Regions from separate parts of the Homo sapiens genome. Here regions 2, 3 and 4 are each linked to region 1. The links are chromatin contacts, found by Hi-C or POLR2A ChIA-PET in ENCODE. All regions are on one chromosome and are shown on one strand. The core of a region is the stretch at or near the end of the contact, and the rest is flanking DNA. Distances in the headings are between cores, read along the strand shown.

Evidence for each region. A loop is a pair of places that touch in the nucleus more often than their neighbours do. ChIA-PET counts read pairs that join two places held with the same protein, here RNA polymerase II (POLR2A). Pooled maps may share reads with other maps.
Region 2: a map of CD4-positive, alpha-beta memory T cell shows a loop between it and region 1 (17-fold over the local background). The contact joins the promoter of CDV3 here to the promoter of TMCC1 in region 1. A Hi-C loop is called at or near these places in 2 of 168 maps with a recorded cell type or tissue (CD4-positive, alpha-beta memory T cell and naive thymus-derived CD4-positive, alpha-beta T cell), 1 of 37 single-sample maps with no recorded cell type and 9 of 50 pooled maps.
Region 3: a loop to region 1 is called in a pooled map, with 10 times the contacts of the local background. The contact joins the promoter of SRPRB here to the promoter of TMCC1 in region 1. A Hi-C loop is called at or near these places in 1 of 37 single-sample maps with no recorded cell type and 7 of 50 pooled maps. POLR2A ChIA-PET finds 5 or more read pairs at or near these places in 1 of 52 experiments (GM10248).
Region 4: a loop to region 1 is called in a pooled map, with 27 times the contacts of the local background. The contact joins the promoter of RYK here to the promoter of TMCC1 in region 1. A Hi-C loop is called at or near these places in 1 of 168 maps with a recorded cell type or tissue (CD4-positive, alpha-beta T cell), 1 of 37 single-sample maps with no recorded cell type and 9 of 50 pooled maps.

Annotation. Positions count from the first base shown.
Region 1 is chr3:129,891,978-129,896,580 of GRCh38, reverse strand. TMCC1 (transmembrane and coiled-coil domain family 1) reads left to right here and starts at 2,870. Exons shown (of 7, transcript NM_001017395.5): 1 at 2,870-3,087. TMCC1-DT (TMCC1 divergent transcript) reads right to left here and starts at 2,710. Exons shown (of 3, transcript NR_037893.1): 1 at 2,654-2,710. RefSeq lists a silencer at 2,613-3,342 and enhancers at 2,704-3,495, 3,496-4,288.
Region 2 is chr3:133,569,724-133,574,935 of GRCh38, reverse strand. CDV3 (CDV3 homolog) reads right to left here and starts at 1,250. Exons shown (of 5, transcript NM_017548.5): 1 at 652-1,250. The coding sequence starts at 891. RefSeq lists silencers at 282-671, 702-811, 832-1,371 and enhancers at 1,752-1,921, 1,578-2,079, 2,022-2,261.
Region 3 is chr3:133,803,661-133,808,777 of GRCh38, reverse strand. It overlaps SRPRB (SRP receptor subunit beta), which reads right to left and starts at 2,963. Exons shown (of 7, transcript NM_001379313.1): 1 at 2,776-2,963; 2 at 2,075-2,169; 3 at 955-1,032. The coding sequence starts at 2,929. It overlaps LOC105374116 (a long non-coding RNA gene), which reads left to right and starts at 3,295. Exons shown (of 3, transcript XR_924513.3): 1 at 3,295-3,690. RefSeq lists enhancers at 2,402-2,511, 2,542-2,591, 2,702-2,911, 3,052-3,111, 3,202-3,311.
Region 4 is chr3:134,247,879-134,253,030 of GRCh38, reverse strand. It overlaps RYK (receptor like tyrosine kinase), which reads left to right and starts at 2,172. Exons shown (of 15, transcript NM_002958.4): 1 at 2,172-2,608. The coding sequence starts at 2,377. RefSeq lists a silencer at 1,998-2,817 and an enhancer at 2,153-2,931.

The sequences.
Region 1 (4,603 bases), core at 1,621-4,120:
CTGCCTCAGGCTCCCCAGTAGCTAGGACTACAGGTGTACACTCCCACACTGGCTAATTAAAAAAAATTTTTTTTGTAGAAATGGGGTCTCATTAGGTTGCCCAGGCTGGTCTTGAACTCCTGGGCTGAAGCGATCCTCTTGCCTTGGCCTCCCAAAGTGCTGGGATTACAGGGTCCCTGGTGTGTTATTGTCAGCCTTTAGAGATCAAGTATGGTTAAGGAGATGTGTAGGAGTGTGATTGCTGGGTCATCGGTCTTAATTTTAGCTATCCTAATGAGAGTGTTGTGGTTTTAAATGGAAAAATCCCTAGTTGACTAAAGATGTTGGTAATCTCTTCATTGCTTATAGGCCATTTTTGTATCTTGTGAACTATCTACAAGATATAAAAAAAGCCTTTGCCCATTGGTTTATTGGGCTGGCTTATTACTCATTTATAACAGTTCTTTATGTATTCTGGATACAAGACTTTTGTCTAATGCTTTCTATTGCAAACTCTCCACCTGTGGCTTGCCTTTTCATTTTCTTAATGTTGTCTCTCAAAGAGTACCAGTTTTTAATTTTGATAGAGTTCAACTTATCAATTGCTTTCTTTTTTTTTTTTTTTTTTTTGAGACAGGGTCTCACCCTGTCACTCAGGCTGGAGTGCAGTGGCGCCATCTCAGCTCACTGCAACCTCCGCCTCCCAGGTTCAAGTGATCCTCCTTCCTCAGCCCCACAAGTTAGCTGAGACTGCAGGTACGTGCCAACAAGCCCAGCTAACTTTTGTATTTTTTGTAGAGATAGCATTTTGCCATGTTGCCCAGGCTGGTCTTGAACTCCTGAGCTCAAGTGATCTGCCTGCCTTGGCCTCCCAAAGTGCTGGGATTACAGGTGTGAGCCAGGCCATGAATCACTTTTTATGGTTCATATTTTTTGTGTCCTAAGAAGTCTTTGCCTATCCCAAGGTCACAAATACTTTTTCTATGTTTTCTTCTAAAATTTTCTTTTATAGGTTTAGCTTTTAAATTTAGGTTTATCATCCATTTTGAGTTACCTCAGGTGGCTCCTTCAGTGCTTCTGAAATCTATAAATGCATCCTCCACCAACCTCAAATCTAAGTAAACCTTGCCACCTCCTTCTCCTTCACTCCTCATTCAATTTATTGCCAAGTCCTGTCCATTTTACCACTACATTAGCACTCTTCTCTGTCACTACCCTCCTACTTTGCCTTGACTATGTGGCCAGTGGCCTCCTAACTGGCTTCCCGGCCCCAGCTTTGAGACTCCCATCAGACCACTCTTCACGTTGCTATCTAAGTAACTTAAAAACAGACATAATGGGCTGGGGGCAAGGTGGCTCACACCTGTAATCCCAGCACTTTGGGAGGCCGAGGTGGGTGGATCATGAAGTCAGGAGATTCAGACCATCCTGGCCAACATGGTGAAACCCCGTTTCTACTAAAAATACTAAAAAAATTAGCTGGGTGCAGTGGCGTGCACCTGTAGTCCCAGGTACTAGGGAGGCTGAGGCAGGAAAATCACTTGAACCCGGGAGGCAGAGATTGCAGGGAGCCGAGATCGCGCCACTGCACTCCAGTCTGCCTCTCAAAAACAAAAAACAGACATAATGATCAAGTTATTTCCCCTGCAACCCTGCTGAAAAAAACCTGAATAGCTTCTACCAAGCACTCAGATTAAAGTCCCAAATCCGGCCGGGTGTGGTGGCTCATGCCTGCAATCCCAGCACTTTGGGAGGCCGAGGCGGGCAGATCACAAGGTCAGGAGTTCCAGACCAGCCTGGCCAAGATGGCGAAACCCCATCTCTACTAAAAATACAAAAATTAGCCAGGTGCGCTGGCGTGCGCTGGTAGTCCAGCTACTCCGGAGGCTGAGACAGGAGAATCGCTTGAACCCAGGAGGCGGAGGTTGCAGTGAGCTGAGATCGAGCCATTGCACTCCAGCCTGGGTGACCTGGGTGACAGAGTGAGACTCTGTCTCAATAAATAAATAAATAAATAGGTCCCCAATCCTCACCTGTTCTCGCCTACCTCTTCCCACACTCGCAGTCTACTCCACATTCAATATTCTTTAGCGCTCCCCATTCTGGCCATGCCAAGACCTCACCCCTTGGAGCAACTAACTCCTCCCAACTCAATTCCTCAGATTCTACCCTCTTCATCCTCAACTAAATCAATTCCCCCATAAAGATTCTCTTAGTACCATATACCTCTCAGAAGATTTTTACTAATTGAAAACTTAATTTTGTCTGATTCTCCCATGAATGTTTTCCTTCTCCACCAGATCTCAAACTTCATGAGACCAGGGACTCCGTTGACCCCATATGGTACTCCCAGCTCCTTGAACACGGAAGAAGCCTCATTACATAAGTAATAAAAATAAAATAAATTAGGAAAATGGGAATTATAAAGGGATGGGCTGGTGGCTGCTTACAATCCCTTCAGTGGTAATACCTGGTGCAAAGTAATGAGTCTCTGCCCTTTTCCAAGCAGCCTGCTAGGTGGAATGAAGGAAGGCCTTGCGACTCAAATAGGGAGAACAAACGTGTGATCCAGAGCGGCGGGCAGAAATCCGACGAAACCCCATATTACTCAGGGGCGTTGCTCCTAGGGCGAGGGTGGCTCGGTTCCTAGAGCTTTTTGAGAGGAGGAGCTTACCTGGAGCAACTCAGCACTACCTGCAGCGGCGCAGCTCAACCAGCCCAGAGACCGCGTGGGAAGGCGGGCTAGGGGAGGGGCCACGCCTTCCAGGGCCCATCCCCGCCCCTGCGGCGTGCGCGCGCCCGTCCGCCCGCTCCCTTGCGCGTGCGCCGCCGGCCGGGGGCGGAGGTTGTGGGCGGTGGCGGCTGTGGCGGGGGCGCGCGCGCGCTCGCTCTCTCGCGCCGGTTCGCCCTCCCGCGCCGGGGCTGAGGCGGCGGCGGCGGTGGCGGTGACTGAGGCGGCGGCGGCTGAGGCGGCGCGGGGGGAGGGTCGGGAGGGGGGGGTGGTTGTGGGGGATGGACCGGGTGCGGCGGCCGCAGTGGAAGGAGCAGGCGCTTGAGCTCGAGCGACGGCGCTGGCGGAGACGCCGGCTGCTCCTCCCCTCCCCGCCGGTGAGTGAGCGCCCCCGCCCCGGACGCTGGCGGCGGTCGCGGCCCCCTCACGGCCCTCCGCGGTGGGTGGGGACAGTCGTGAGGGAGCGTGGCCTGGCGGCGCAGCGGACGCGGGCCTGGCCTCCCGCTCGCGGCCTGTCGGGGCTGGGACCTGCCGTCGCCCCCGTTCGAGGTTGAAGCCCCGGGCCTAGGACTCGACCCCCAGCATCCCACGGGGCCTCTTTCCTTTCCCGGCTCATTCCGCTGTCATTTTGACCTGGGGTTCCCCTCCAGCCCCTCGCCTCGTTCCCTTCCCAGCATCCCAGGGCCGAGGTGAGGGAGGGGCGTGTGAGAAGTCGGGCCGAGGCCCGAGGGACTGTTTAGGAGCCGGTTCCCGTCGGAATCTGGGGTTTTAGGAGCCCTCGATCGCCATGGCGTCCCAGAAGTTAGCCACCAGGACTCAGCCATTTCCACCTGAAACCAGTTTTGCACCTATTGTTTTGATTTTGAACTGTCTTTCGAGGGGAGGAGGGAGCCCGGCGTACTGGGGAGAATATGTAGTGGGAGGTGGGATGTGAGGAGGAGCTGGCTGGGCTTGGTCTCGGCCTCAGGATGCCCCCTGTTAACCCCTGTAGGATAGGGGAAAGAGGTGCAGCGAGTTGCACCTTCCCTAAAGGGCCAGAGATTCGTTTATAGCTTGCGAATCTCTGCTTTTTCAGCCTCGGTAAAGGGGTATCATTTGTGGTTGGTTTGGTTCGTCCCTTAACAACATTCTTGGTGAGGAATCCCCAGGTGAATCTGCCACGGAGTGAAGCAGCCCACTTGAGCTGTTGGCTACCCCCGGCCCCCGCAACGCCCGTTGGCTTTTGTGACACGTTACACGTTAGTGTTGGTAGAGCCTAGCCGTCAGAGGTACCTGTACCATAAGCATCTCTACGAAAGGTGTGAATTCCTAAATTAGCTTATTCTGTTCTTAAAAAAAAAAAATCCAGGGCATAAATATCAGATAGCTGCTTTAAAATAAAACAAAACTTTGATTTGTTCCAGGAGGTAGATACATTTTTTTCTCTGTATATTAGGAGATTGAAACTCAAATTGTGAGTAGGTGGTAGTTTTACTAGTGTCATGTGACAAAACGATGCTTATAGATGGGATTTTAACTTAATAACCCTGTCCTCTACCAACAGAGTTGGCTTGTATTTTTTTGCAATCACCCACTCTCTGGCTAGTGTAGAAAGATTAAAAAGCTGCTTCTGGTCTGTGGGTGGTAACCTTTTAATTTCTGAAGAGTTTTGAGCTGCTTATAGATTGCTGATCAGCAGCATAGGAAAATTTTAGACGTTAAAAATTCATTAGCATGTGATGTAGAACTGTTATAATTATGAGCATTGATTAAGATTTGGTATGGTGTAGGTGCTGTGTACTGTGTATAAGAATGAGATTTCTCAGAGCATTTGCATCTTAAGATAAACAGAAGCACAGACCGCTGACAGTGTTGGGACACCTTGCAGAAGGACTCTTTTATGAGCACAAAAGA
Region 2 (5,212 bases), core at 1-2,500, 3.7 Mb before region 1:
AGTATGTACTTGTCTTCTGGTCAAAGCCCTTGCTTCGTTCTGGGGCAAACTAGGCTAAATGGAGGACAAACATGCTCGTAGGCTAACACTATACTTCCGCTGGGTTCCTGCATGGGAGCTGTTACTTTAAGCAACTAAGAAAAGCCGAAGGAAGAAGTCAATAGGAATTTCACAACTACATTTCTACTTCAACCTTGCCACCGAGAGTTTTCTTTTTCTTTCACGGGCTTAGAGACTAAGTCATCACAAAAGAGCTGCTACAAATGCGGCTGCTGAAAGCGAAAATTCAGCTCAAACTACTGGGCTGAGGTCAGCACACGGAATTACTCAGCCTAGACGTCACCCGATAAACGCTGCTCTGTGCTGGGCACTGCGGCCCCAGACCTAGTGCCCCCGGAGGGTGGCGCCGCCCGGGCCTTGGCTAACGCCGAGCGACGCGGGGTGGGAAGGGCGGCTCCACCGCGGATATCGGAAGGGGTCCCGGCCCTGGCGAGCCCAGCCCGAGGTGGAGAGCCTGCGTCACGTGGCGGCCCGCGCCCGTCCGCCCGGCCTCCGCGGCCCCTCCCGGACGCTTCCCCGGCAGGCGGGGGCGGGCACATGGGGCGCCGGCGCGCGGCCCGGGCCCCGAGTGCCGGCCTCCCGGCCCCTCACCTTCGTCACAGCCTTGGTGGCGGCCCCTGGGCCCGCAGCCCCCGCGCTGGCGGTCCCGCCGTCACCCGGCCGGGTCCCCGCGCCCGCCCCGCCGCCCGCCGCACCCGCGGCTCCACTGCTTCCGCCGGCGCTGCCCGCTGCGCCCGCGGCACTCGCCGCCCGGTTGCTCCGCTCCTTCTTCTTCTTCTTGTCCCTCTTGGCAAAGAAGTTGTCCAGGCTCCGCTCCTCCGTCTCAGCCATGGCCTCGGCCTCCTCGACCCGGATGGGTGGGGCCGGCGGCGGGCGCGGCCCGCGGGGCTCCGAGCTCGGGGTCGAGGCCGGCTCTGCGCTCACGCTGCCGGGCGCGGCGACGCCTCAGCCCCGCGGGGTCGCCGAGGCGTGCGCGGCGAGACGGGCGGCTCCCCCTGCGTGCTGGCGAGCGGTGGTACGGTCCGCCCGGGGGCTCGCGCGCCGCCGCTGTCGCCCGAGGCTGCCGGGGCTGCCGCTGCTGCTGCGACGGCGGAGCAGGATTCCGCTCTCCCCACAACCTGAGGGGAAAAGGCACGCGCGAGCCAGAGGTTCTGGCGAGAGTGCTCGGCTAGCAGCGGCGCGTGCCGGAGGAAGAGGCGCGCGCGCAGGCCTGGAGAGGAGGGGAAGGGAGTGGGGAGGGGAGGGAGAGGGAGGAGGGAGGGCGGGCCGCTAGAAGAGAGAGGAAGCGCCTGCGCCTGCGTATTTTGCTCTGCCTGCCGCTGTGGGATCGCCAAGGGGCGGGCGGCGGGAGGAGATGGAGGCGGAGCTGGAAAGAGAGCCAATCAGGTGCCAGGACGAAGCTCTTAGGTGACAATCCCTGACCCAGACGGGGCGGAGTCCAAGCATGGGGGCGGGGAGAGGAGGGCATATGCAAAATAAGTGACGTGCCGGGCGACTCCGGTTTCCCGATTGGCCGAGGGTTTAGTCTTGAGGGCGGGCATGTTGAGGGCTGGTTGATGACTTGGCTAAAGAGGTCCAGCAGGAGGGGCAGTGGGTTCCTTTTGGACGCATGCGCAGGATGCACGTGTGTTTCCTGGCCCAGAACAAACCGTGGCCCCATAGTAGTCGTTTGAACTGTCGCGAAACGGACAGGCACTGCGTTAAGCCAACTGTGTTAAAGATTGTTCCTCTCCTCTGATCGCTTCTGTACTTCCACCCCCTCTGGAGTGGCAACCATTACTTTTCTTCTTTACCGGTTGATTGTGAAAGTGAGAGGAGCAGTGAGCCTGAAGTTTAGGTCCCATTTACTAAAAGATCTTTCATAGGCTGGTTGGTAGGTAGAAAGGGATTTTGTCTGAACTCCACCCTCTGGATTATGTTTACCAAGGTCAAGTTCAATAAATCCTATCGTCAAGTCCCTAATCTGTAAAGTGGGTATACTATTTCTTACAAGATAGGGGGATGGAGGGAAGAGAGTCAACATTATTAGCTGCTCAGCACATTGCTTAACGCCCTGACTTGAGTCTAGATGATGATACAGTTTATCCTTAGCTTCTATCCCTGATAAAAGGAGGGGACTGTCTTATCATAGGGGTGGAGACCAAAATGCCCAGGCGAAAGCCAGGTTTAAATGGGTTTAAAGCCCATTTAAATACCCTTGGGGCCTTGAAAATGAAATGAATTCTATATGCAAAAGGTGGTCTAAAGTAAGCTCTTAAACTTTCTACTTCCTCCTTCTAAAAGCAGAAGAGGGAGCTGTCACAACCATTGAGGAAATGACTCAGACAAATGTTGGTAGCCATATGGGGTAGATAGAATCCAGCCAGTAAATGGAGAGACTTCTTCGTCTTTTCCTTTACAGTTACCCCATTAAAGTTTCTCTTTTCCTACCCCCTACTTACACTGCTATTAAAGAATTAACTTCTGGCTGGGCGCGGTGGCTCACGCCTGTAATCCCAGCACTTCAGGAGGCCGAGGCAGGCGCATCACCTGAGGTCAGGAGTTCGAGACCAGCCTCACCAAAATAATGAAACCCCGTCTCTACTAAAAACACGAAAATTAGCCGGGCGTAGTGGCTAACGCCTGTAATCCCAGCTACAGGTTGAGGCTGGAGAATTGCTTGAACCCGGGGGTGCGGAGGTTGCAGTAAGCCGAGATCGCCTCATTGCAATCCAGCCTGGGCAACAACAGTGAAACTCCGTCTCAAAAAAAAAAAAAAAGTCTAACTTCTGAATGTCAAAAGAAATCAAGGACCTAGCCTTGGCCAGCAAGTAGCTTGAGCTTATACATATACTATTCCCCAAACATGAACAGCTCCCAAGGTGACTTCCTTCTATGACAACATATATCTTCCTGTGATGCAGGCCAGGTTCAGTACTGCCCATCACCATCACCCTCCCTTACCATCGCTAATCAAATTTATTTTCTTTCTTTTTTTTCTTTCCTTCTTTTTTCTCCCTTCCTCTTTTCTTTCCTTCTTTTCTTCCTCCCCCCTCTTTCTTCCTTCCTCCCTCCCTCTCTTTCATTTATTTATTTATTTATTTACTTACTTATTTTTTGAGGCAAAGTCTTGCTCTTGTCACCAGGCTGGAGTGCAATGGCATGTCAGCTCGCTGCAACCTCTGCCTCCCAGGATCAAGCGATTCTCCTGCCTTAGCCTCCTGAGTAGCTGGGATTACAGGCACCCGCCACCACACCCAGCTAATTTTTGTATTTTTAGTAGAGACGGGGTTTCACCATGTTGGCCAGGCTGGTCTCAAACTCCTGACCCTCGTGATCCACCCACCTCAGCCTCCCAAAGTGCTGGAATTACAGGTGTGAGCCACCATGCCCGGCCCTCTCCCTCTCTTTCTTTCCTCATCTATGAAGCACTTATTTTGCTATATTTCGGGCAAAGTGCTTTATTCAAAAGTGAGTAATTTGTGATTCCTGCATTCAATTCCCTTATAATCTAGAAGAGAAGATCTAGATATAAATAAGTTTCAGTTATTTATATCTTTCTTAAGTCCTTATCAATTCATCATTGTCTTGAAAGAATTAATGACTTGAGAAAATACACAGAAGGAACAGTAGTTGAGGGCTGACGCTGCAGAATTTCCCACTACATTTTTCAGTGTGATTGATGGCATGATCCCAGAACTTGATCATGTGTAAGAAATTCAGGTCAGGCCAGTAGAGAGACCAGTGTCTTTGTGGTTGTGTCATTGTTTGTAGTAATTCTCTCCTCTGTGAAGCTGGTCCCTTCCTCTTTGAATCACCTGCCCTAAAATTGACAGCATCTGTTCCCATCAGTTGCTCCTTTTAAACCTCCCCTACCACCCTTCTCCAGATTGGTTGCACAGTGCCCTGAATCATGCTATCATTATCATCGTTACCAGACACCCCCTCATCTTTGAAGCATCCTTCTGCCCTCTCTCTCTTTTTTTCTTTTTAAGAGGCGGGGCTCAAGCAATCCTCTGGCTTCAGCCTCCAGAGTAGCTGGGACTACAGGCAGGTGCCATCATGTACAGCTGAATTTTTTTTTTTTTTTTTTTACATTTTTAGAGAAAGGGATCTTGCTATGTTGCCCAGGCTGGTCTGGAACTCCTGGGCTCAATTGATCCTGCTGCCTTGGCCTCCTGAGTAGCTGGGATCACAAGTAGGAGCCGCTGTGCCCGGCTCCTCCAGCTCTCTCTTGACAGAGGTGTCTTCCCCTCTGCTGTCCAATGTGTTTGGACCGTCTGCATACTTAAAGCAAACAGACTTTCACTTGTACTTGCCAGATGGAAAACTTGTATAGTAATGCAGACTATTCCCAGGTATTTCTGCACATCTTCCAAGGTTCCTAATGCTGTCTGAACATGGCAGTTTCCCTCTGGGTCCTCTGAAGTGGTGCAATCCGAAGGACATCATATATCTCCCTCAACAAGGCCTGCTGAGTTCCAATATTCCATGAGCTCAAGAGCTGGCAAAGGGCAGTTGAGCCCAGCCCCATTGTTTCTGAGTTCTTTTCTGCTGAGCTATTTGATCCAAGATCCATTCTGCTACCTAGGCTGGAAATTCCACTCATGCTCAGCTCAAAGGAATGCAGCTCATGCTGGCCAAAGTGTTCACCAGGAAATGGGTGGCTAGAATTCTTCTTTTCATTTCTGGTTTCCTCTCTAACATCTGTAAGGCCAACTATGCCACTGCCTGAACTGTCCCCTTTTCAACTGGGGAGCAACTACTTACAGGTCATCTCTTCTGGGAGTCTTTTCTTATTCTCTACAGGCAGCTTGATTTCCTAAACTTCAGAGGCCCAGAGTCTTTTCATTTGGTATGATCGTTGATGCCTTCCTGGTATTCGCATGATTGGTTTGTTATTTAACCACTCTCATTCATTCACTCAAGTATATAAAACATGTATTTAATGAGCACCTACTATATGCCGGGCCCTATGTTAGGAGTTAAAGGAGAGATAAGCCCTGCCTTCACAGAGCTTATTGTACACTAAGCTGGTAACTAGAAGGAGACACACAGGAACACCTACAAAAGCACATTGAAAACTCTTGAAGGCAGGAATGGCATTGAGCATATAGCCTATATCACACAAGCATTTAACTGATGTTTGTAAAATGAAAAATGTCTCCATTAA
Region 3 (5,117 bases), core at 1,714-4,213, 3.9 Mb before region 1:
GCTGGGTTACAGGCGCCCACCACCACACCCGGCTAATTTTTGTATTTTTAGTAGAGACAGGATTTCATCATGTTGGCCAGGCTGGTCTTGAACTCCTGACCTCAAGTGATCGGCCTACCTTGGTCTCCCAAAGTGCTGGGATTACAGGCGTGAGCCACCAAGCCAGGCCCCATGATTCCTTATATTTGAAATACACTCATATATACTCTGTAAGATATCCATTGCAGCACTGTTTGTAAAAGCAAAGGTTATAATAACAAAACTAAATGTCTATTAACACGGTCCAGATTAAGTAAGAATTTAATTTTATGGTATAGCAACAGAGTGGAGTACTATGCAGCTCATAAACCAACCAGATGGTACTATGTATACAAATGTAGGACAATAAGAAAAGCCCAAGTTGTATCAGCCGTATGAGAAAAATAATGGGCAGAACAGCATTTAAAAAAAAACAACAATAAAGGATATACAGACATGTTTGTATATGCACAGAACATCCGGAAGACTACATACAAAAAAAAGTAAGTCACTGCTTCTGAGGAGAAAACTAGGTAGTGGGGAAAGGAAAGGAAAAATTACTTTTCACCAAATATCTTTTCTAACCTTTTGAATTTTTGTCCCATGTGCATGTATTACCTATTCAAAACTTAAAAGGTTTAATGCCCACTCTTAAGAACTCATTGTAAAGTTGGAAAGAAGACACAGAAACAAAAAATAAGAATAAAATGTGATATAACATTACTGTACATTAAGGTACAACAATGCAGAGGAGGGCATGATTAAATCTACTGTACAGATTGTCAAGAGAATTTGTCACAAAGAATATGTTTCTCCATAAAAATAAGCTACAAATGGTACTTACATCCTCAGATGAACTCATCCTAAAAATGTCCTTAACTGACACACCACAGTAAAGTAAGACTGTCAGACTCCAAAACTCCACAAACATCTTACCCTGTTATTGTTGACTCTGTATACAGCACAGCTGTCAGTAATGGACGTCTGAGTGTCTCTATAAAGGCCTGTTAACAACTGTAAAAAAAACAAGATGGGTGATATTCAACATTTTAATAGCACACCTAAATTGAGTTATATTATTCTAAGTCTCCCAGGTGTAAGGTTAAGTAAATGAATGCTGCTTCCGACAGGTGAAAAAGACGATATTGATTTTTTTTACCTGTAGAAAAAAATCTAATTAATTGCATATTTTACTCCTCAGTGGAATAAAAACAACATTATTCTCAAAAGACAGTTAGTGGCCAAATTTGCCAAGCTTCTGTAAAGATTTTTAACCAACAAAAATGATTTGAAGCCTGGGCAACATGGCAAAATCTCATCTCTACAAAAAATATAAAAAATCAGCCGGGCGTAGTGTTGCACGCCTGTAGTCCCAGCTACTCGGAGGCTGAGGTGGGAGAATCATCTGAGTCCCAGAGGTCAAGGCTGCAATGAGCAGAGATCTCGCCACTGCACTCCAGCCTGGGCATTGGAGTGAGACACTCCCTCAAAAAAAAAAAAAAAAAAAAAATGGAGGTATTTCTTTAATGGAAGGGAAATAATTTATACTCTCAAAAAGAAGAGTTAAAAAGCAGAAAACCTCTCCTATTCACCACATTAAAATACACTGTTAAAAATACTAAATGTATTAAAAATAAATATTAGTAAAAAGAAGCCTAACTAGCCCACTATGTCAAAGAAGGATCACCCTGTGAAAAAGTGTCTTCGATAAACTGTCCTAAGAATTTGTTAACGAAGGAATTATAAACTGTAGGACACTAGCTTCTATGCCTTCTGCTATTCTGGAATGAAACTAATTAAATAAAATCCTTGAATGTGATAAAGACTAAATATCAGCATCTGGCAAGGGCAAACAGAAAAAAAAAAGGAGAAATGACCAATATTTCTCAATTATGGGTTTCTACGAGTCTTTTTGTTCTCCCAAGTAAGTCAAGAATTAACTTCCAAATTTAACAGCATCAGCTTCTTTTACAAAATAAACCGTGAGATGACAGGAATACTGGGATCTATAAAATTTTCTATTAAGCTTAACAGGGGTGTCAATGAAATCATTTACCCTGACAAAGAGCAACGTTTTCCCGGAATCACAAAGGCCAACAAGAAGAACAGCTCTCTGACTGCTCCTTCTGCTCCGGATTAACTTCCAGAAGACTGTGGAATAGACAGAGAAAAACAACAAAAATTACGCCTTGGGAATCAGTATATGTGCATGGCTGGGGTGGGGAAATTCACAGAAGTCTGTGACGAAACACCTCATTCACCTGGAACTGACTTTTATCATAATGGTTACTATTGCTGTTGTTAGGGATCCACTGAGAGCCAGGCACTGTCAACTGTCAACTTTTCTTTGCAGTCCTTACTCTGACTGGGACTCAGGTGCTATCTCACTACCTTGGTATCCCAGCGCCCGCACGCAAACACGGGAGGCTGAAAGTTGGTGTCAAGACCCTGAGTCTTTGCAGTGAGAACAGCGGAAGGCGAGGAACAGCGCGCTCAAGCGTAACAGGGCAGATGACGAAGAGCAATCTGCGCCCCAAGGACCAGGACGTTAACTCCGGGGGTTGCCCGGCATCCCCCTTAACGCCCAGCTGCTGCCGCTGCTTCAGGAGAGAGGGTGGGGTGTAGACTGGGTGGGTCTCACCCTCCTGATGCCCTCAAGGCGCCCTCTCAGCCCCGCGTCCCCGGCCTGCAGCGGTGCAGCCAAAGCCCGGACCTCTGCCCGCCCCAAACCCGCCATGACCACCGGCCGCCTTTTACCTAGCGTCAGCAGCACCGCAAGAACCGCCACCACTACTGACAACAGCGTTGGGTCCGTCTGCTGCAGCTCCTGCCGCAAGGTGTCTAGGTAGGGCTGGAAGGTGCCCCCGGCACCGCCGCCATCTGCCACCCGGCGCGAGTCCGCGGAAGCCATGGATGAGACGCGTGGTCCCCGGTACAGCAAAAGCGACGTGGCCCTGCACTCTGCGCAGGCGCGGGGAGCAGAGCCTCACGCGAATGGTGGTTCCTAAGCCATAGTCTCTCCCTCAGCCGCGGCGATCCCCCAAGTGCTTGATGGGAGTTGTAGTTCTCTGGGACTCCGTCCTCCTACAGAACGATAGGGGCAGACAGGTTATTTGTCGAGGGACACACACATCTTTTAAGAGATGAGTCAGTCGTCGTCACCTACGTTATGACTGTTGAAAGAATGATGAAATGAATAAAATGAATGAATGGCTCCCGAAACTACCACTGAGGAGTTCCCGACCGTCGCTAAGTGACGTGAGACTTGTGAAGAACTCAAGCATCCTACAAACATTTAATCTGAATTTAATGTGACAAGGGATGTGACAGATGGATGTACGGAGCGATGTGGGAATACATAATGGGACGCGGAGTCCATCATGAGTTCAGAGAAAAGCTTCTGGACATTGGAATTGAGTCCTGAAGAATGAGTTAGCATCTGCGAGTGGTTAAAGGAAAAAAAGGTGCTGTGCAGAAGAAAATGAGTGTAAGAAACGATGTATGTGGGAACCCTAAGTAATTCAGTGCCCCTACACTGTCAATCTAGGGCTGCAAACTCAAATGTCTGCATTAAAGGAAGCAACTAGGAAAATCAACGCCCAGGAGAGCTGGGGCTGTTGAAAACTGCAGGAGGTATTTCTGCTGAAAGTAGGGCCGACCCTATTCAGCCAGGTAGGTGTTATGGGACCTGGGTGGCCGGTTCTTCCAGTTTTCAAGAGAAGCAATAAAGGCAGATTTTTATAGGAAATTTTCCACTTTTGAAATTTTCTGTAGGTAATTGAAAGCATTCAAAAACTTGTGGCCCAAATAAAACACCAAAAGTGGCCAGCCTAGAGGGTCCCAGTTCACAGTCTCTGTCATTAAACAGCTGTCATTGTTTTAAAATGTACACATTATTTAATTTAATTGTATGGCTGAGTAGAGACATGAAGATGTCAGTGTCACTGAAAGATTGAAAAAAGTTTATTACAGTTCCACATTGCCATTGAAAAAGTTGTCAGCATCAAAATGGAGTCACTTGTATTTTTTTTTTTAATCAGAAAAATGGAGCTGGTGAAAGGCCATGGAGGGAGGGTTCTCAGGCACCCATGCCTGATGACAAAAACTGTCACAAAAGACTGCAAAAACCACAGACTTGCACAAAGGCCATCGCAACCTTACACACAAAAAAATACATCTGTTAGGACGGCTACCCAGCAACTCCCTGTCCAACCTAGTACTGATGCCATCCTTGCCATTTGATCCTTGTAGCCAAGGATAATTATCTTAAAACAATTATGGAATCTGACTCATTTTTTCTTTAAAAATCTTTGTCTTCCTTTACACCCCCCTGAATATGCACATAGTTGACTATGGCATGCGTAGTCCCATTGCAATGCCTATTCCAGAATAAATATTATTTTCTTTTAGAGCGTCCCTCTCTGCTTGTTATTTAGCTTGATACCACTCAGGGCCACACAAAACCTCACCATGCACAGGGACAAGGAAAAAGAGAGGAACTGGGGGAGGACCCGGTGACTCACAGCTATTAATCCCAGCGCTTTGGGAGGCCAAGGCAGGAGGATTGCTTGAGGCCAAGAATTCAAGACCAGCCTGGGCAACATAGTGAGACTCTGTCTCTGCAAAAAACATTTTCTTTTTTCTTTTTTTTTTTTTTTTTTTTTGAGACAGAGTCTCGCTCTGTTGCCCAGGCTGGAGTGCAGTGGTGCGATCTCGGCTCACTGCAAGCTCCGCCTCCCGGGTTCACGCCATTCTCCTGCCTCAGCCTCCCGAGTAGCTGGGACTACAGGCGCCTGCCACCATGCCCGGCTAATTTTTTGTATTTTTAGTAGAGACGGGGTTTCACCATGTTAGCCAGGATGGTCTCGATCTCCTAACCTCGTGATCCACCCACCTCGGCCTAAAACATTTTCTTTAATTAAAAAATAATTAGCCAGGCATGGTGGCATATGCCTGCAGTCTCAGCTACTTGGGAGACTGAGGCAGGAGCGCTTGAGCCCAGGAATTCCAGGTTACCGTGAGCTGTGATCACATGCCACTGCACTCCAGCCTGGGCAACAGAGCAAGACCCTGCCTCCAAAAAAAGGAAAAAAAAAAAA
Region 4 (5,152 bases), core at 923-3,422, 4.4 Mb before region 1:
CTATTGAATGAGGTTCATGAGGGTCCCAGGTTTGAACTGTTTGGAGGTAACTGGTGATGAAACTTTCACAGGAAGTGGTCATTAAAGGGAAAGGATTCCTTGTAATTACAATAACAACAGGTGTGACACCTACCCAGCGTCTGCCTAGATGTTTTACTTGTATCCCTCTCCAATTAAATCCTGTAAAAGCCCTGGGAGTCGGGCATTATCCCGGGATTTTTATGAATGAGAGAACCAAGGCTTGGAGAGTTTAATTTTCCCAAGACCACAGGATTAACAAGTACCAGAACCCAGCCAGGCCTGAGTGGGAGCTCTCTGCTGTTTACATCATAGGCCGCCTGAAGAAGTCACTGACAAGACCTAGTAATTAAAGAACCTCGAGAAGCTAGGAGTTTCATTCTTTGAGGACTGTGAGCTTTTTTAAAAGTGCAAAGAATATGCCATCCTTTAAAAAAATGCTTCCCATCTGAATTGAGATTCCTGTTCACACAACATGTTTTGAGCCTCCAGCCCTTCCTGGCAGAACCCTGGTAGCAGTGGCTGTCCCAACAGAAGTATTTTTGCTGACTTTTGTGGCTTAAAAGCCTTCTCTGATGGAGCACTTTTCCTCCCCTCTTCCTCTTCTCAGCCTCCTCCGGCAGGATGAAGGGTGTAAGATTTTGTGCTGAGGCGCTGAAGCTTGACAAATTGAGGCCAGCCTATCTCTAAATGGAATCCGTGTATCTTGCTAGGGAGGGAGAAAATCAAGTTCCAGCACTTCCCTCCTTATCAGCCTCTCCTTTTCCCTACCCTTCCCTGAGGATAAAAATAACCGCTTCCCAGGGCCTCACTGCGATGGAGCAACTGTGCCCCGAAGCCAGGCCTAGCTGTCAGAGCAGCTGCTCCCCGAGGCACGGCCCCGCGAGAGCCTTGGGGTCAGGACGGGGGCCTGTCCGCAGGGACGAGGTGTCCCAGGACAGGGCAGGGGCCCTTGGAGCCTCACCAAGAGAGGGGGCACTGGTGCAAGTTTGACCGCGATGGTGGGCGGCTCACAAAAATACATCAGGAGGCCCGGAAGTCCATGCACTGGCTGGCTCCACCGCCTTTAAGTACACGAGGTCTATCTGCAGTTCTTAACCTCTTTGAGGGCACAAGGACTCCCTAGAACAAATGATGACATACCACCTCTCTGTGTGCAATCAAGCATACACACAACACACAGAAACATGGACGTGGACACAAATACGCACGGAGACACATACACTTTTGCACACAGTTTCATATTATTGGAAGGCTGTCGAAGCCTGGTATGGACCACAGATTAACAACCCCAAAGGCAGGTTGATTATAGTGATGCAGAACGATTATAAAAAAAATAACAATTTGGCAGGGCGCGGTGGCTTACACCTGTAATCCCAGCACTTTGGGAGGCCGAGGTCAGTTGATCACGTGAGGTCAGGAGTTCGAGACCAACCCGGCCAACATGGTGAAACCCCGTCTCTACTAAAAATACAAAAAAATTAGTCGGGCATGGTTGCGGGCGCCTGTAATCCCAGCTACTCGGGAGGCTGAGGCAGGAGAATGGCTTGAACCTAGGAGGCAGAGGTTGCAGTGAGCCGAGATCGTGCCAGTGCACTCCAGCTTGGGTGACGGAGCAAGACTTCGTCTCAAAATAAATAAATAAAAATATAAAAATAAATAAAATTTTGTAACGTAAAAATAGGGTTAGTAAAGCGTGCTAAGATCTTTCTGGAAAACAAATATATGTAGTATAAATTCTAATAATAGATACGGAAACGATAAAGTTGATCACCGATGGTAAGATAAAGGATGATTTCTATTTATTTGAGTTTTCCCACTAAACAGGAAAGCATGCTGCTTTTTCGCAACCAGAACGGCCGCATCCAGGCGTTTCCGGGGACCTGGGGCGCCCACTGAGCTGCAGGCGCGGCCGGTGGCTCCAGCCTGGCCCGTCCGTCGGGAAAGGAGGGTTACAGACAATAGACAAGCAAACATTAGACGCAGTGACCGCGTGGGGCGGGGACCGGCTCTTGCGGAGAGGGTGACCCGAGCCCTTCGCCCGCCGAGGCACTTTAAAACCCCAGCGCGTTGCCCAGGCCGGCCCGCCCAGAGCGAAAGGTGCGTGCGCGCTCCCGGGGAGGCGGCGGCGCGCACGGGCGCGTCCCGCGGGCAGCCCCCAACTCCGGACGATGCAGCGAGGAGGCGGCGGCGGCGGCGCGCTCCGGAGGTCTGAAGCCACTGCTGGCTGCCACGGGCCGGCGGTGCGATGAGCTGGGCAGCCGCCCCCGGCTCGGGGCTGTGAGCGGCTCGGGGCCGGGGGTGGGCGGCGGTGCGGCGGGCGGCCGACGCTCCTCTTCGGCGGCGGCGGCGGCGGCCATGCGTGGGGCGGCGCGGCTGGGGCGGCCGGGCCGGAGTTGCCTCCCGGGGGCCCGCGGCCTGAGGGCCCCGCCGCCGCCGCCGCTGCTGCTTCTGCTTGCGCTGTTGCCGCTGCTGCCCGCGCCTGGCGCTGCCGCCGCCCCCGCCCCGCGGCCCCCGGAGCTGCAGTCGGCTTCCGCGGGGCCCAGCGTGAGTCTCTACCTGAGCGAGGACGAGGTGCGCCGGCTGATCGGTGAGTGGGGCCGCCGAGGCCGGGGCGGGCAGGTCGGGCCGGCTGGGGCAGCTTCCGGCCGCCGGCGGATCAGTCTGCGAGCCGTGGACCTCGGGCGAGTACCCTCCCCGCCCCCCGCGCCCGGATTCGCCTCGCGGCCCGGTCTCTGCCTGCCGTGCTGGCTGGGAGGTGTGGTCCCTGCCCGGTCCCCAGCTCTGGGTCAGCCTTCGTGCCGCCCTCGCTGCCCCGCCGCGATAGACCCAGATTCACCCCATCCCATCCTCCTCACTGCCTCCTTAGCCCTTCTCCCTAGAAGAGTCAGTCACCCTTACAACTTTTTTTCCTTGCTGCACGAAGTTTTTTTGACGCTTTCTATGTGTGTCACTCTAGGGCCCTCGATTTTGAATATCTCGAAATTCACGTTTTAGACTGAACTTGCAAACCCTTTGCTGTGGTTTTGATGCTCCAGTAGAGGCCACGCTCTGTGCTTACCCTTTTACAAAAAAAAAAAAAAAAAAAAAAAAAACGAGAGAGAAAGAAGGGGAGGTTATAAGGGCACCAAATGTTCGTGGCAGCCTCCAACTCTTGGGACGTAGATTTGGAGCATATGCTTAGATTCTAAGCATATTTTTAGTGAATGAATCGCCAGGTAGCAGACCTTTTTAGTTTCAATACCTTTTTGGTTTTTGCATTGGGTGTGTTGGGAGTTTGGACTGACTCTGTACTTCTGGGCCACTCTCCTACTTTTGAGTATCTTGAAGGGAAACAAGAACTTAGTCTTGGGTCGGTTTGTGGTTCCATTTACTTGCTTAGCTTTGTTGTTTGGGGAATTAATTTGAAAAATTGCTGGGGTCTTATGTTAGGACTTTGTGGATTCTGGAAATGACCCCTTAGAGGAAGATCTGACAGGAACGACCCCCCAAAAAGGAAGTCCTTGGTACCTAGACGTTTGCATTCTTTTGTTATTATGGCAGTATCTTTATTTCATCTGAAGGTGGTGCTTCTGAGTGTTTGAGGGGAAAAATTATTCTCTATTGCATCCATTATTTGTCAGTATTCTATTTTTTTTTAAGTAATAAGACTTTGTTGAGGTGTGTTGAGATTGACTCAGTGTAGAAATGGAATTACTGAAAGCAGACTCTTTAGACATTACATGTACGGATTTGCAGTTTTTAGCCAAAGAAGAATGCTCTTTTTATGAAGTCGTGCTCATTCTTAATCCTTCTTAGTCTAGCTGAGTTAGCTGAATGTAGTTTAGCTGAATTAAAACTCTACTTGGGGTAGTACTTGGAACACAAGACTAAGATTTAGGAAAAATAATACAAGACGACTCATATCACATTAATTTTAGAAATATTAACGTATTATGCATGGTTTTGTAAAGGCTTTTTGGTTAAAAGCACTTATATAGCTTGTGACTTTGTTTACATGGGTAAACAAAGTCAGAGGTGTAGGTAGGAGACAGAAGACAACCAGGGACTGACATTGAATTCCTGCCATATACCTGCCCCTACATGCTTTATACACATAATTTCTTCTAATTTTCTCGGGGCCCAGTGAGGTAGGTGGCATTATGCCTATTGTAGAGATGAGGAAAGTGGGGTTTTAAAGTAACTTGCTCAAGGTCACACAGTTAATTTTTTTTTAGACGGAGTCTCGCTCTTGTCACCCAGGCTGGAGTGCAGTGGCGTGATCTCGGCTCACTGCAATCTCTGCTTCCTGGGTTCAGGTGATTCACCTGCCTCAGCCTCCCAAGTAGCGACCACTTCTGGCTATTTTTTGTATTTTTAGTAGAGACAGGGTTTCACCATGTTGGTCAGGCTGGTCTTGAACTCCTGAGCTCGTGATCTGCCCGCCTCGGCCTCCCAAAGTGCTGGGATTACAGGTGTGAGCCACCGCACCTGGCCTAGTTCATATTTTTGAAAAAAATGAAACAGTGTTGACATAGGCTGCAAAGTTTTATCGAATGAAATGAAGATTTTGTCTGTAGAAGTTTGATTATGTCATGGTGGAAAATAAATCATTGCTAATTAGCACTTGAGTTATATATTTGTTACCTTATTCAAAGGTTGGCCTGGAACTAATTTTCTTAGCAGTATTTGCAGCAGAGGAAGCTCCTGTTTGATGAGCATCCAATTTATGCCCAGAAATGCTGTTGCTGGGAGGGTAGGAAGCATTGTTTCAATTAACTCCCTTGTCTATCCCCGGGGGCGAGAGAGACTTCTAGTAGTATTTTCTCTAGTGCAAATAGGGTTGACCTGTTACAGAGGATCTCTAGTCACTCCATCCTGCCAGATTCAGGTTCGTTGTTTCCATCCCTTCCCATCTCCCTCATACATTCTACCTTTAAAATAATTCCTTGGCTCCTCCAGGTAGGGAAGAGCCAAGTGGGTAGGACTGAGATGTGTACTGAGATGTGTACAAGGCACTCCGAATTCTCAGAATGCAGTCTCTCACAGAAGCTGTTATGGTACTTAAGGCTTCTTGGAATAGTAGCTTTGCACCGTATTTTAGAATCACTACAGATTTTGTGCCTTCTGAACGCTGGCATAGGAAACGAACCAT